Regions from separate parts of the Homo sapiens genome. Here all the other regions are linked to region 4. A link is a contact called in ENCODE Hi-C or POLR2A ChIA-PET data. All regions are on one chromosome and are shown on one strand. The core of a region is the stretch at or near the end of the contact, and the rest is flanking DNA. Distances in the headings are between cores, read along the strand shown. Region 1 holds the start of MED13 (mediator complex subunit 13). Region 2 holds the start of SCPEP1 (serine carboxypeptidase 1). Region 3 holds the start of C17orf67 (chromosome 17 open reading frame 67). Region 4 holds the start of TRIM37 (tripartite motif containing 37). Region 5 holds the start of BRIP1 (BRCA1 interacting DNA helicase 1).

What was found. Hi-C counts contacts between places; a loop is a spot of excess contacts on that map. ChIA-PET counts read pairs that join two places held with the same protein, here RNA polymerase II (POLR2A). Pooled maps may share reads with other maps.
Region 1: a loop to region 4 is called in a map of CD4-positive, alpha-beta memory T cell, with 9 times the contacts of the local background. The contact joins the promoter of MED13 here to the promoter of TRIM37 in region 4. A Hi-C loop is called at or near these places in 1 of 168 maps with a recorded cell type or tissue (CD4-positive, alpha-beta memory T cell) and 7 of 50 pooled maps. POLR2A ChIA-PET finds 5 or more read pairs at or near these places in 1 of 52 experiments (MCF 10A).
Region 2: a map with no recorded cell type shows a loop between it and region 4 (6-fold over the local background). The contact joins the promoter of SCPEP1 here to the promoter of TRIM37 in region 4. A Hi-C loop is called at or near these places in 1 of 168 maps with a recorded cell type or tissue (CD14-positive monocyte), 1 of 37 single-sample maps with no recorded cell type and 9 of 50 pooled maps.
Region 3: a loop to region 4 is called in a map of B cell, with 19 times the contacts of the local background. The contact joins the promoter of C17orf67 here to the promoter of TRIM37 in region 4. A Hi-C loop is called at or near these places in 1 of 168 maps with a recorded cell type or tissue (B cell), 1 of 37 single-sample maps with no recorded cell type and 10 of 50 pooled maps.
Region 5: a loop to region 4 is called in a map of CD4-positive, alpha-beta T cell, with 13 times the contacts of the local background. The contact joins the promoter of BRIP1 here to the promoter of TRIM37 in region 4. A Hi-C loop is called at or near these places in 1 of 168 maps with a recorded cell type or tissue (CD4-positive, alpha-beta T cell) and 5 of 50 pooled maps. POLR2A ChIA-PET finds 5 or more read pairs at or near these places in 1 of 52 experiments (activated T-cell).

Annotation. Positions count from the first base shown.
Region 1 is chr17:62,063,997-62,066,696 of GRCh38, reverse strand. It overlaps MED13 (mediator complex subunit 13), which reads left to right and starts at 1,419. Exons shown (of 30, transcript NM_005121.3): 1 at 1,419-1,557. The coding sequence starts at 1,492. RefSeq lists silencers at 629-708, 1,499-1,778 and enhancers at 759-1,018, 1,929-2,028.
Region 2 is chr17:56,976,715-56,979,414 of GRCh38, reverse strand. SCPEP1 (serine carboxypeptidase 1) reads right to left here and starts at 1,284. Exons shown (of 13, transcript NM_021626.3): 1 at 1,180-1,284. The coding sequence starts at 1,255. RefSeq lists a silencer at 1,342-1,401.
Region 3 is chr17:56,832,577-56,835,276 of GRCh38, reverse strand. It overlaps C17orf67 (chromosome 17 open reading frame 67), which reads left to right and starts at 1,357. Exons shown (of 8, transcript NM_001085430.4): 1 at 1,357-1,659; 2 at 1,935-2,379. DGKE (diacylglycerol kinase epsilon) reads right to left here and starts at 1,126. Exons shown (of 12, transcript NM_003647.3): 1 at 1,017-1,126; 2 at 18-499. The coding sequence starts at 481. RefSeq lists enhancers at 1-270, 2-401, 870-1,467 and silencers at 792-1,861, 1,835-2,129.
Region 4 is chr17:59,105,542-59,108,241 of GRCh38, reverse strand. It overlaps TRIM37 (tripartite motif containing 37), which reads left to right and starts at 1,362. Exons shown (of 24, transcript NM_015294.6): 1 at 1,362-1,801. The coding sequence starts at 1,781. It overlaps LOC124904039 (a long non-coding RNA gene), which reads right to left and starts at 1,146. Exons shown (of 2, transcript XR_007065864.1): 1 at 651-1,146. RefSeq lists enhancers at 839-918, 959-1,008, 1,379-1,478, 955-1,614, 1,569-1,698 and 2 more and a silencer at 1,139-1,248.
Region 5 is chr17:61,862,179-61,864,878 of GRCh38, reverse strand. BRIP1 (BRCA1 interacting DNA helicase 1) reads left to right here and starts at 1,351. Exons shown (of 20, transcript NM_032043.3): 1 at 1,351-1,595.

The DNA of each region.
Region 1 (2,700 bases), core at 170-2,669, 3.0 Mb before region 4:
ATAGTGAGACCTTTACATACACTAGTTCTCCTGCTCGTCACAATAACTATATGAGGTAATGATGACAACAATAATAGTTAACTCTTAACAGTGCTTATCTGTGCGGGGCACTGGGCTACCTGCTTAATTTGTATTAACTCATTACAATAAGCTTGTGGGGTAAGGGATATGTTTTCCCCATTTTACAGATGAGTAAAGACACAGAGCAGGAAGTGATTTGCTCAAGCTTGGAACCCAGGCAGTGTGGCTCTAATTCCCAGTCTATTAACTACAGGGCAATATTTTGTTTCTTAAATTTATATCTTCATATCACAACTTTTAGGTTGAGGAGTCTTATCCCCATCCAGATCATCTGACTCCCAAATCCAGAGGTTTGCACCTGCACCCCAGCGGCCTCGCGAAATAAATGAGAATGTCTTGGAATTTTTGCCAATACTTTCTCTTCCAAAGAACTCAAACTGATTTCCACGTAATTCTCACTGATTTGTGAAATGAACCTTCCTGGACTGTAAATTTCCCCGCAAAGAGAGGGCCAGGGCCCCGGGTCGTTTTATACTGGCCGGGGCACCCAGCAGATGGCGCTATGTTAGTGGCCACCAGCTGGCTGCCCCGTCCCCCGAGCTCACCGCCTCCGCCGAAAGCTTCCCGGCCCTCCCTCGCTCACTTCTCTCTCCCCCTCCCAACCGAGCCCGGGCCCACGTGACCTCAAGGCGGCCAATGGGTGAGCAGAGAGGGCGAGCTGGTCCCTGTGGCCGCCATTAAAGCGAAGGGAAAACCCGTGAATTCGGATTAAAGGGGGAAAAACACCGCCCGCTGGGCCCACAAAATGGGGGAGACTACGGCGTCCAGCCGGTGAGGCCACAGGAGGGCAAACTTTAGGCCGGCTTGGCCCAGGAACGACACGAAGACAGAGCCAGAGAATGGTCTGAGCCCGCAGACGCCGCCACCACCTCCGCCGCTGAGGAGACTCTGGGCTTAAGGACATCGCCGCTGCCGCGCCGGGGGCCTGGGCTTCTCTCCCGGTTCTCGCCCTTCCCGCTCCTGTGCGGGCGCCTCTCCGCCCGGGAGAACCGTCCTGGGCTTGGGCTCTGCCGTCTCGGACTTGATTTTGATTATTTATTGTGTAATTTATTATTTTTCTTGTGGTAGGGGCACACATCCCCTCCGTCCCCCAGAGAGGGACGAGCGTCTGCGGGATCCGCAGTCCGGCCCGCCAGGCGAGCGCGGCGCGGCCCTCCCGCCTCCGGCCCTCGGCCCCGGGCGGCTGGGTGCCGGCCGGGCGGCGGGGGCTGCTCGCGGCGGCGGCGGCGGCGGCGGCGGCGGGGGGGTGGGTGGGGAGGGCGGGCGCCCGGCGGCCTCCTCTTCCACCGCCCCCCCAACCACTACCCCCCCCCCGGCCCTCCCCGGTGTCTGTGTTTCTCTCTCTGGTCGGAGGCGGCGGTAATGGCGGATGGTGGGTTGTGGCGCCGGCGGCGGCTGCTGTGAGGGACGATGAGTGCCTCCTTCGTGCCGAACGGGGCCAGCCTGGAAGATTGTCACTGTAACCTCTTCTGCCTGGTGAGTGCCGGGGCCGGCGGGCGCCGAGGGAGGGGGGCCGCGAGGTGCGCCCTTGGGCCGTGGGGGAGGGGGCCGGGTCTGGTCCAGATGCCCGAGTTCCCGGGCGAGGCCCAGCCGGAGCCGGCGCCCTGCGAAGCTCCGCGGCCAGCCCCGGGAGGCGGCGTTCGCTCTCCTACGGTCCCGGGCTCTGTTTAGGGGAGTGTTGGCATTTTTTCTCGTCTTGTTTCGGACTCTCCTTCTCACCGTAGTCTCGTCCTCAACTTGAGCTCCTTATCTGGCAGGACAGTAACCTTTCCCTCTTGTCTTGCTTAACTGTTGCTTTTCTCCTTATTGGCCCTGTATCCCTGCTTCACACTTTACATTATTGCCCCTGCTCCCCACCGCCTTTATGTCTTACCCTTTTAATTTGGTTTCCCCATGTAAACAGGACCCCAGAACTTAAGCCCTAGAAACCTGTCTTGGTTTTACATTTTTTTTGTATGAGTCAAACTAACGCCAGGTTAGTTTCTTTCTTGGGTGACTTAAGATCTCTCTGTAAAAGCCAGTAGGTGCCATTTCATATGTTTTCTTTTTAAACTTTGAAAACAGTTTGCCATTTTTGACAATTTCTAGCCATCTTGCTTTTATTAGAACATGATGTTTTTGTGAGAGTGAAGGGGGCTAGTGGACGAGGTGCTGTGGTTTTGCACTGTTTCTATATTTATTGTGTTTTGGTTGCTTTTTCAGAATGTTTTGAGCAGGCTGCTCCCTTGTTTGATTGAAATGGAAAGTCGAGAGAAGCGGGATGTAGGGATGATCATTGTGTAGGTTAGCCCAGGTCTGGTAACATCCAACAGTTAAGGCTTTCAGAAGTACCAACTGTTGCAAATAACTTGTCCTGTATGGGACAGTAGCTGAGCTTCATCAATGACTTTAAGTTTGGGTGACTTTACTTTTTCATTTTCTCCTTTGTGCTATGAGAAATATTAAGAGTATATGATAGGTAAGTGAGTTAAGTGGGAGGAGCACAACTAGTTGGCAAGTGTAAACTGCCAGTCATGTATCAGCAGTTTCATTTTTGGCACCTTATGCTTTGCTCCTTTAAGTTAGATTAAATTACTGAATTCCTCTTGTCGAATTTCTTAACGCCCATGCTAAATTGAG
Region 2 (2,700 bases), core at 35-2,534, 2.1 Mb after region 4:
CTGCCTTCTATTTCCTCCCTTCTCAAATTTCAAGCCCCATTGGTCAGTAAAAGAACACTGGTCCCAACAGCTAAAGAGACAGGAGTAGAGAGGAAGACAATGAGACAACGTCTTGTAAATAAGAAAGAGCCAGGGTGGTGGCCTGTGTCTGCAGTCCGGGCTACTTGGGATGCTGAAGTAGGAAGATCACTTGAGTCAGGCAGTTCCAGACCAGCCTGGGCAACATAGTGAGACCCTGACTCAAAACAAAACAACAATGAAGATTAAGAAAACCAGAAAGTGTCCTGAGGAGCAAAACAGATGACTAAAACATTACAGACTTAGCTATAAGGTTCTATATACAAGTAACACACGATTATATTGTCCTTGACAATAACAGATAAGGCTGCGCTCCCTTGAGAATGACAGATAAGGCGCAGGTACCTTTTGACCTAACCCCAGGCACTTCTCCCTTGCCTGGCAGTGACTACTGGTAAAATTGGCAGAGCTACTTATTTTACAAAATCTCCCAGACACTCGCCTAAGGGCCAGATGATCCCCATTTTAGAAAAGGAAAACAAAACTGTTCAACAACTTGCCTAAGGTCACAAGGCAAGCTTGTGGCCAGTTCCAATTCTCAGTGCTTGCTTCAGACTAGGAGAGGTTTTGCTGAAAATCAATTTGCAAGTCATCCTATTAAACACAAATCTGTTTTTTGCCAAAAAAGATCGCTGTGGGGGAAGATGTTATCTTGTTTGTTTTGATCAAGAAAAGAAAGGGCCTTATCTCAATGAAATGTCCCATTCGTGGTAGGATGTAAGGGTACTTTTGACCGCAGATTTCAGCTTAAAATAAAACGACCTTATATCCTCATTTAGCAGCCAATCATGGCCTTTGAATCGGGGAAACCTCATTGACCAGCAGTTTCCCCAAATCATACATTTCTGCACACAGCTTCTATCTAGGCGTAGGAGAGAACGGAAGCACTCAGACCACCCAGAGCCAGAAAAGGACAAAAAAAGCACTTTGAATTTTTTAAGGAAAAAAAAAAAAAAGAGTGAGATTCAAAAGCAATATAATTACACAAGGTAAGAACCGGGGAAAAGAGACATGTTTTCAAAAGCACAAACCCAGTAACAAACTCTCACGCCTGGAGAAAAAAGAGGCATGGCAGCTGGTGCGCCTCTTGCTTGAACCTACCTGCGTTCAGGCCCAGCAGCAGCGGCAGCAGCAGCAACCACCGCGGGACGGGAGAGCGCCGCAGTGCCAGCTCCATGACAAGTACCGCACGGCAGCATCAGCAACAGGCTGGACCCGGCGCCCCATCACGTGACGGAGGCGGACGGGGCGGGTCGGGGGCGGGGCCTGCGGGTCGGGGGCGGGGCCTGAATGGGCATGGGGCGGGGCCTGGGCGGACCCGGCAGCTTGCTGAGACCCGCACGCCCTCTGCCCGGCAAGCCCACCAGGACCCCTGCAAATGCGCAGGGGCCGTTCTGTCCGCCTGGCCAGGTTCTCTGTCATTTTAGGGAGAGTATTTCGGAAAGGAGACATTTGATGCAGATGTTGGATTTAGGTTGTGTGACCGGATCGAAATACTAAAGGGAATAACCACCGCCCTTTCTACCCCTCCCATCTCTTCCTTCCCTCAGCAAAAGAACCGACGTTTTCCAACACTGCTACATCTGCGAAGTCAGATTAAGCCAGCTGGTCGTTGGCAAACAGCGGGGTTTCATTTTCAGATATGTATTTTTTAAATTATTTTTCTTTTAAAGTTATGTATGTTATAAACGTTTTGGAAATATGAACAAAAAAGTTATACATAACTATTGTTGGCATTTTTTCCCATAGTCTTTTACGTCATTTTAAAAAACACTAATAAAGATTTTTATTTTTTTTTTCTTTTTTGATAATTTGTCATTAGTATTACTCTGTGTTACGTTATCTTCACAGCAGTCATTTTAAAGAGAGAATCGAGGGTCTGGGGACGGGAAAGGAAGAAAAAGTGGATGACAGAGCTGTTTTCCTCTGTGTGTGTGTGTGTGTGTGTGTGTGTGTCTGTCTGTCTGTCTGAAGGTCATTTTTACGTTAGAGGGTACTGAATAACTCACCTCACAGCTAGGAGACAAGCTACAGCAGGGGCTGTAGGAGAGGCTACTTCTAAATACTGCTTCAAAAGTACATGTAACAAAAAGCAAAAAACAAATCAAAGTACATGTGGCCACTTCTCCTCTTTCCCTGCTCCTTTCTCCCTCCCCTCGCCCTTGACCCCCATAAATGGAAGTGCTTTTTACTCTGCAGCCATTGTCTGGACAGAGCCTTGACCCCGCCCTGCCTGTGAGGTGCCCCTGCACTGAAAGCTGCGGCAGAGAAAAATATGCCGCCGGGTTCTGTCATGCTTTAAGCATGGGATGGTCCCGAATGCATAAAATCCATAATGCCTGGGCAACATATTGAGACCCCCTCTCTACAAAAAATAACAAAAATTAACTGATGTGGTGACACGCGCCTGCTGTCCAAGCTACTCAGAAGGCTGAGGTGGGAGGATCACTTGAGCCCAGGAGCTCCAGGCTGCAGTGAGCAGGTGTTCCATGCCATATGGGAGATACATAAAAGTACATGCTTAGTTAAAAATAAATAACTATCTAGCAAACTTTTCCTGTCTGAAGCTTCCAAGTTGGTCTGTATCACTAGGGCTTGAAATACACTTACCCTTCCACTGCA
Region 3 (2,700 bases), core at 108-2,607, 2.3 Mb after region 4:
GTCCACGAAGACCATACCTGTAATCGCAAAGCTTGGGTTGACAGCCACACTGCTGCTTGCAAACCATACAGTAACTGCACAGGGGCACGTTGCCCCGGATCCAGTGGTGGGGCATGGCGTCCAGGACCTTGGTGTCATTCTTGAGCATAATCTCCTTGCACTGGAAGCGCTTGTCGGCCTTCCTGAGGCAGCCCTCGTCCACGCGGAGCCCGCAGCAGTCGCAGAAGGCGCCCTGCAGAATGTGCTGCGCGCACACGCAGCAGTAGGTGGGCTGGCTGAACAGGTCCGTGTCGCGCCACCCGTGCTTGCTCTTGCGGAAGATGTCCCTGCGGTGCAGCTGCCGGCGCGACCGCTGGAGGCTACACCAGAAGGTGATGAACACCGGCAGCAGGACCGAGCACAGCGTCCACAAGATCAGGTGCCCGTCCGCAAACAGGCCCTCGGAGGGCGAGCCCGGCGCCGGCCGCCTCTCCGCTTCCATCTTCTCCAAGGACGATACCTAACCAGAAAAGAAACAGGCGGTGCACCCCGAGCTCGCCATCCCTTCCCCGCCCCCTTCCTGCCTTTCCGGGGCCAAACCGGGCGCCCTCAGTGAAGGTGGCTCCGCTCTCCCGAGGGCGGGACTGCGCCTCGTCCCCCCGTCTCCCGGGACCTGCCGCGCCGAGAAGGCGACGTCCAGCCATCACGCTCCAATCCCCACTCCCCAACCCGCCCCACCTCGGGAGCGCGTCCAGGAGCCCAAGGCGGCTGCTGCTGCCGCCGCCGCCTCACCTTGCCGCCGGTCTGACCCACGGAAGGGCGCAACATACAGGGGCAAGCTGCCCTCCACCGAAAGGCCGGGCGTTCAGGCCAGGCAACGCCGGTCGGCGCCCGTAACCGTCGGCCCAGGCCTCGCACTCCCCTCCGGGGCGCCGTCTCCTCCCGGGCCCCACCCGCTCCCACGCGCGGCCCGGCGACCCTAGCCCCTCTCGGGAGGCCTCCGGAGACCTGCGCCGCGCCGGTCCTCGAAGCCCTACCTCGCGCGGGTGGAGGCGCGGCTCCGGGCCAGCAGGCCTTGGCCGCCTCGCGCAGGAGGAGAACGACGCTGGGCCGCCAGCAGGGATGAAGCCGGGCGGGGGAAACGCTTAAGGCTCCAGCCGCACGCACGCCGATCCGGCGCGCGGGGCCGCGAGCTGGAGGCGGGGCCTGTGGCGGCGAGCCCCGTGGCTGGGCGGAGCCAGGGCTGACGGGCGGGGCGGAGGTGTGAGGTGGGAGGGGAGACGGACCGGCCTGAGGGGGCGGGGCCGTGGAGGAGGCTGGAGACGGATGGAAGAGGCAGGGCACTGCGGCTGGGGGCGGGGCCTAGGGGAAGGGGGCGGAGTAACAGTGGGGCGTTTGAGAGGATGGAGGGTTGAATGCCAAAACTTCGTAATCGTAGAAAATTCTGGAAAGCCGCCGGCGGGGCAAGGCCACGAGGATCCTCCTCGCAGCACCGCGCCGCGCGGGGCCCAGGGGCCGCGCTCACGCCCGCCGCTCGGCGCAGACACGAGTGCCCCCGACTTGAGCCGAACCTCTAGCCGATGCCGGCGCCGCCGCCGCCGGGGATGCGTAAGCCGACTGGGAAGCGAGGGGGGGAGGCGGCCTGCGCGGCACCGCCCGACCTGGCCGCGGCGGGCTGAGGTAGGTGTGGCGGCCGCAGTAACGCAAACCTGAGGGCTCCTCCGCTGCGGAGCGGCGGGCGGGCGCGGAGGCCGAGGGCGAGCGGGGCAGCCGCCCGCTCGTCGCCGCTGACCCCGAGCCCGGCCGCGGTTTCCGCCCCCTGCCGTGGCGGGCGGGCCTCCCCTGCGCTACCCCCTCGCCCGCGCCCGCCAGCGCCCGAGGCCGGGGAGAAAGGGGAGCAGCGGGAGCCGGGGACTACCGGAGATGGGAGCACGCCTCCTGCTGCTGTCGTCCAGCCCCAGGTTCCGGAGGAATGCTCGCTCCCCGCTGGAGTCCTACCAGCCCAACACGGACCTGAGCCGCGACCACGCGGGCTGCAGCCTGCAGCACATCAGCTACCCGGAGAACGCGGACGCGGAAGCACCGCTGCTCAGCACCCCCGAAGAAACACGGAATCCAGAGAGGCACAGGCACCGCCCCGGCGCGCACAGCTGCACTCAGCGGCTTCCTTCCTACTACATACATACATAGGAGTGGGAGCCGAGGACCACTTGTTGCTTGCGGACTTCCTCTAGCATAAAAGATGGAAAGAAAACACACACCGAAGCAAGGGACCAAAGGAACAGAAAAGAAACGCAGAGATCATAGGAAAACTGCAAAGAAATACTTGATAATATCTTCCAAACGATTAGAGAAGACATAACATTCATTAAGAATACACATATAGATGTATATATACGTGTATGTGTGTATGTATATATTATTATGTGTGCATATATATGCATGTGTATGTGCGTATATTTGTATTAACTGTAGAAGATAAAGCTAGACACTAGTAAAAGTGGTAAAGCAGATTTTAATAATATACTATTGTAATAGGGAAGAAGGTACCTCGTGAACGGAACTGAACTTTGTGCAGAAGTGACTAGGTGTTTAAGAGGGAGGAGGAGGGAATGTGAAGGGGATGAGCAGGAACTCAGTAGTCAGGAAAGTGAAACTTGTGAAGGGTGGGTCAGTGTAAGTAAGGTTAGGCGACAGTGCCTGTTAGATGGCTGTTATGGG
Region 4 (2,700 bases), core at 113-2,612:
TGCCCAGGTTGGAGTGCAATGGCGCGATCTCGGCTCACCGCAACCTCCGCCTCCTGGGTTCGAGCGATTCTTCTGCCTCAGCCTCCCCAGTAGCTGGGATTACAGGCATGCGCCACCACGCCCGGCTAATTTTGTATTTTTAGTAGAGACGGGGTTTCTCCATGTTGGTCAGGCTGGTCTCGAACTCCCGACCTCAGGTGATTCGCCAGCCTCGGCCTCCCAAAGTGCTGGGATTACAGGTGTGAGCCACCACGCCAGGCCTAGCACTGCATTCTATAAATAATTCTTTTAAGTAAAATTCTCATAATATTAACCATCAACCATTTAAAAATGTACAACTGAGGCCATTTTCGTAAAAATAGCTCCATGTAGGTCAAAGACCACAAATAATTCTTACTGAAAGAATTTTTCAGTCTCAGATTAATCTTTCTAAATTATATCTTGTTCATGACCCAAGTAGTTAAAAAAAATTGTTGCTACCCACCACCTATAAGCCTAAATGCCTGATATTCAAGAACTTATTTCTAGATTATTAGTGATTCTCTACATGTGCACTCTAGGTCGGTTAAGTATAATTAGTTGTTTGCAATAAATACAGGAAAAATTAAATTCAAATTACGAATTTGATATGCCCTCTTTGTCTCACAAACCTTCAATTCTTGCAATCTTTACACATCTGGCAGGAAACTGTAGAAAGCAGATCCCATTTATAGGAAAGATGAATATCGCTGATACCCTTTCAATAGTCCCACGGCGACAACTTAGGCGGCAAGAATGAAGTGTGGGATGTGGGAACGAAGACTTCACAGTGTGTGGTCCCGTCCTCTCACCACCGTAATGAGAAATGACACCTCAGTTTGGAGCCTTCTAACTCGATTAGCTTTGGTAGGTGGAACGCAAGTCCTACAAACCTTAGACTGTTCCTTCCAGAGAGAACCACTAACCATGAACCTTCTGCACCAGGGTTTCTCAAAGTGCGGGCCACAGACCACCTGCTGCCGAATCACACGATGCTGGGTGAAAACGCGGATGGCCTGGGCCCCACCCTGGAATCTCAGAGTCCGAATACTTAACTACGGGTGTGGCTCTGAAGTCTGCGCTTTCCACCAGTACGCCAGGTGGCTCCGTCTTTGGCGCGCAAGTTTGAGAGCCGTGGGGCCCCGCCCTCCGCCAAGGTGGGCGTGGGTGGCGTAGCAGAGCCCCAAGCTCAGGCCGCCTGCGCAGGCTAGGGCCGGAGGCACGCAACCCTGAGGCAGCGAGTCGCCAAGTCTCGTATGCGCCCCGCAACGCGGGAACTAGGCGATCGCTCCACGCTCCTCCCCTCCTTTCCCCTCCCACAGCGTCCTGCGCGCATGCGCTTCGCAGCTTCTCTCGCCGCCGCGCCCCCAGCTGCTCTGGTTACGGTTGGTGTTTGCGAATTCTCTGCGGCACCTTCTTCGCTGAACTCCACCGTCAGTTCCATAGGCGCGCGCCCGCGTCACGTGGGCCGAGGTTCCGGCGCGGCTGCTGGCCGGCGGCTGAGCCGGGAGAAAGGAGCTGCGGCCACCGTTCGCCCTACTTCTGCGCCTCGGGGCGGGCGCGCCGGTAAAAATGGCGAAATGGGGGTAGGCGGCGCTGGACCTGAAGAGATGGGGCGCGCAGGTGGGGCGGTTGTCAGAGCCCCCTGACGTGGGCGCCGGGCTTTTATCGGCGATTTGATCTGGCGACCTCGGGCCGGCGCCTAAGAGGTCAGACTGCGGAGCCTGCGGGTCGCCAGCGGCCCCGCCGAGAGCCGGAGGCAATGGATGAACAGAGCGTGGAGGTGAGGGGGTTGTGAGGGTGGTGGTTAGTCCCCGCCCCCACCCGATGAGCGGTTTTTATTCGGGGAGTCGTGCCCATGTCCTCCCTCCAGTAGGGCACCCCTACCCCGCCCCTGCCGCTGTGGAGAGGGCTGGCCCGGTACCAAGGATGCCGTGCCCATTCTGCAGCGCTCCGGGTGTCTTGTGCTCACTGTTCCGCAGTCAGGTGGTGCGTATCCTGGAGTTTTCAAGGATGTCTTGGCACAGGTACTCATCCCCACCGGGTGTTTGCAAACAGCATCCTTTTCCGACCAAAACTGCAGATTCATCAGATGGATGTACCCTGCCACTCGCCACCAGTCCTTGCGAGTTCTTGAGCTGATCTAAATCTCCTTCCAAATGGATAGTCATCTTTCCCTCTCAGTGGCACATTTTGCAGGCTTCTGCCCTTCCTTCCTAGATTGAATCAGCATATATTATCTCATGTGTAGTTTCCAGAACAAACTCTTCTTTTTATAACTGATTCTTGTAAGCTGTGAGTTAAAATAGTTGGGATATGTAGGATATGTAAGTAAAGGCTAGGAATATATTTTAAAAGATTGTTTATTGAACATAATTGTGTAATCATTATCAAATTTTGAACCTTTCAGATACTGAAATAGGAAATCCTTGCTTTTTAGTAAGGGGTAACTATGTTATGGATATTCCACTTGAAACTAGTCATTCAGTAGTCTTATTGTCCACCCCGTTGCAGGTTACAGAATCTGCATCTCCCAGGTTCTTTCTGGCCCTACAGAGTCATGATGAGATTAATGAGTAATTTTCTCCTTAATTCCTCATATAAAGTATTATAAAGGTTTTGTAAACTTATCTTGGTTTTAGGAGGGTTTAATTCTAGAATGGAGTGAAAGTAAATGTCAGT
Region 5 (2,700 bases), core at 102-2,601, 2.8 Mb before region 4:
TACAGGCGTGAGCCACTGCGCCCGGCCAAGAGTTGATGTTTTAAAAATTATAAAAGAGAAATGACAATTTGAAGGTATTTTTAAGGATTTATTTTTAAACATTATCCTTCCTTTCATTGTCTTAACAGTAAATTACTTCATCTTTGCTCATTCATATGTATTTTCACATTACTGAATCCCTAACACCCAGTTTGGGGTTTGCTTTGCCTTTTTTCACTTAACCTTATATGGGATTTTTTCTTGCAAGTTTAATTTTTATAAGTTTATTGGCTTCATAATGTATTGAATTCATCTGTCATAACCACCTCCATATTACTAGACTGGGAAGTTCATAATTTTTTTCAGTATTACCAATAGATATTATTGTCAATTGCGGTATCACATTTTCTTTCGTTTAGATTACGTCTTTAGGATAAATATCTGGAGCTCAGATTACTAGGTCAAAGGGTAGAGTTTATTTTTATGACTACAAGTTTTGTCATTTTTGGTAAGATATATCACAATTGACAATGAGGCAAACAAATCAACTAGCCCCCTCCTGCTCTTTCTTCCCAGCAAACTCCTTCCCCAAACTAGTTACTTGAATTTGAGAAACAGTATGAGGTTTTGCCTTTTGGAGACATTATTATTTGAGCCAAGTTTAGGTTATACAGATTTTTTAAAAAAATAACATGATTTGGCAAGATCATGATGAACCTCCTTTTCTTTGAGTAAATTAAAGTACTACTGGCAAATAATAAACTGGTCTTAGGAGGGATGGAAGGCGGATAAGCCTTAATGGAAGTAGAAGTGATCTGATACTGGAGACCCTGAGAGCTTGTCTCTGGCTTATTTTAGCATCCGGGAAAGCCTTGAATATTATGAAAGATAGATTGTAGCCCGATGTCACAGAGCCTTCTTACTTAAGTTTGGCTCAGCAGTCTGGCAATTCCCGCCTGAGTCTTCGCTATCCTGGCTACTGCAAAGCTGGGTAATTTAAATTGAGTGGCACTGATAAATGCTCAAAGAACTTGGCAAAGCTTAAAGATACTTCCTTTCCGCTGGTCTACGGACGTGAAGAATGAGACTTCCAGTTTCCAAGGAATTTGCTGCATAGACTCTATCGCCGGTTTCAAAAGTCAAACTGAGACGACTTTCTACTTTAAACAAACACTAGGGATTTGCTGGAGTGGCGACAACCTTCCGCCGCGTACCTTGAGCCCTTGTTTTTTTTTTTTTTTTTCGGAGACTTCCATTGGATGCCGAAGTTCTCGCCCCCTCACCTCGCACCGGGACTGGTTGATTCCTGGCCTTGGCGGGTGATTGGTCGAGCTCGCTGGGCTATTGGGCGCTGGGAGTCGAGGGGGCGGGAGGCGGGAATTCGTCTCGGGTTGTGTGGTTGAGGGGTCTGGTGGGTCGAGGAAAGGTAACGGCGGCCCCAGTCCTGCACACAAGGCCGGGGAAGTAGCAGCACCCCCAGGAAGAGGGAGGAGGAAGGGCTCGTGCCCTTTCTTCTCTTCCAGGGCTCCGCTTTATTTGCTCTCAGAAGTCGGTTTCCTTTCCTTTTCTTCAGTGAATCGGAGCTCAGAGCGTTGCTTCGGTTTCCCTCCAGACAGGCAAGTCGGAGGGAAGTCCACGGAAAGGGCTTGAGTTCTTCTGCACAGCCTGCGGGCCCATGGGTGGTGACTGGATCACCAGGGTCTCGGGGATCTCAACTGGCTGGGGGAGGAGGGAGATACGGGGCAGAAAACCTGAGGAGGGAGCCTATCCTTACCTCCTTTGAGCGCAGGCCTGTTCTTAGCCCGGGCGCTGCGTTAATTCTTGGCGGGAGGCAGAGGGGTGTGTTTATCCTTTATGCAATGTTTGGGGGAAGCTACCCCATTTTGACACTATTGTTGCCACAGCCGGGGTACAGGACGGGCTGATTTCTAGATTATATCTGAGTAACTAGGCCAGCGTTGAGTTGTTGATTCATATTAAGAGGTTAGATTCCACCATACCTCATTCTCAGAGCTTTACAGATAGAATCGCAAAATGTTAGAGCTGGAAAATACCCTAGAATAATGGTTCTTCTTTTGGAGCACACAAGCAGTGGTGAATGTTATTATTGGCTTCATAATCTATTGAATTGCTATTTTAACCATCTCTTCGTCCCCAGGTTGAATTTACAATTTTTTCCCACGACTGCAAATAATTCCTTATTTAATAACAGTGCATGTAATTTCCCCCGCTATTTTGATTTCCTTGAGATATATTTACGGGAAGAGAAATCTATGGACTTTTTCTTCAGAAAAATGCAATCATGTACAGAAACTTATGCTTGCAATTTCAAGAGGTCATTGTCTCTGAATTACATCCGTGGATCCTAGGTTAAGAAAAGTGGTTTAGAAGAGGTGAGGATTAAAGTGATCCTCATCTGTATCAGATCCTGGGTTAGGTACATTCTGCCCTGGCTAATTTTCATAAAAACCCTGTCAGGTAAGTAGTAGTATTTCAATTCCATATATGGAGAAACAAGCTCTGAGAAGTTAAGTGATTCACACAGTGGAATTCAAACTTAGGATTGCCTTACTCCAAAGCCCATCCTGTTTCTATAATACTCTACTGATCTTCAAATAACATTTTTGAGTGCCTACTATGTGCCAAGGCATTCTCTTTCTTATAACAGCCTTTAAATTAAATTAGGGGTTATCACAGGTAAGGATCTTAGACTAGAGAAGT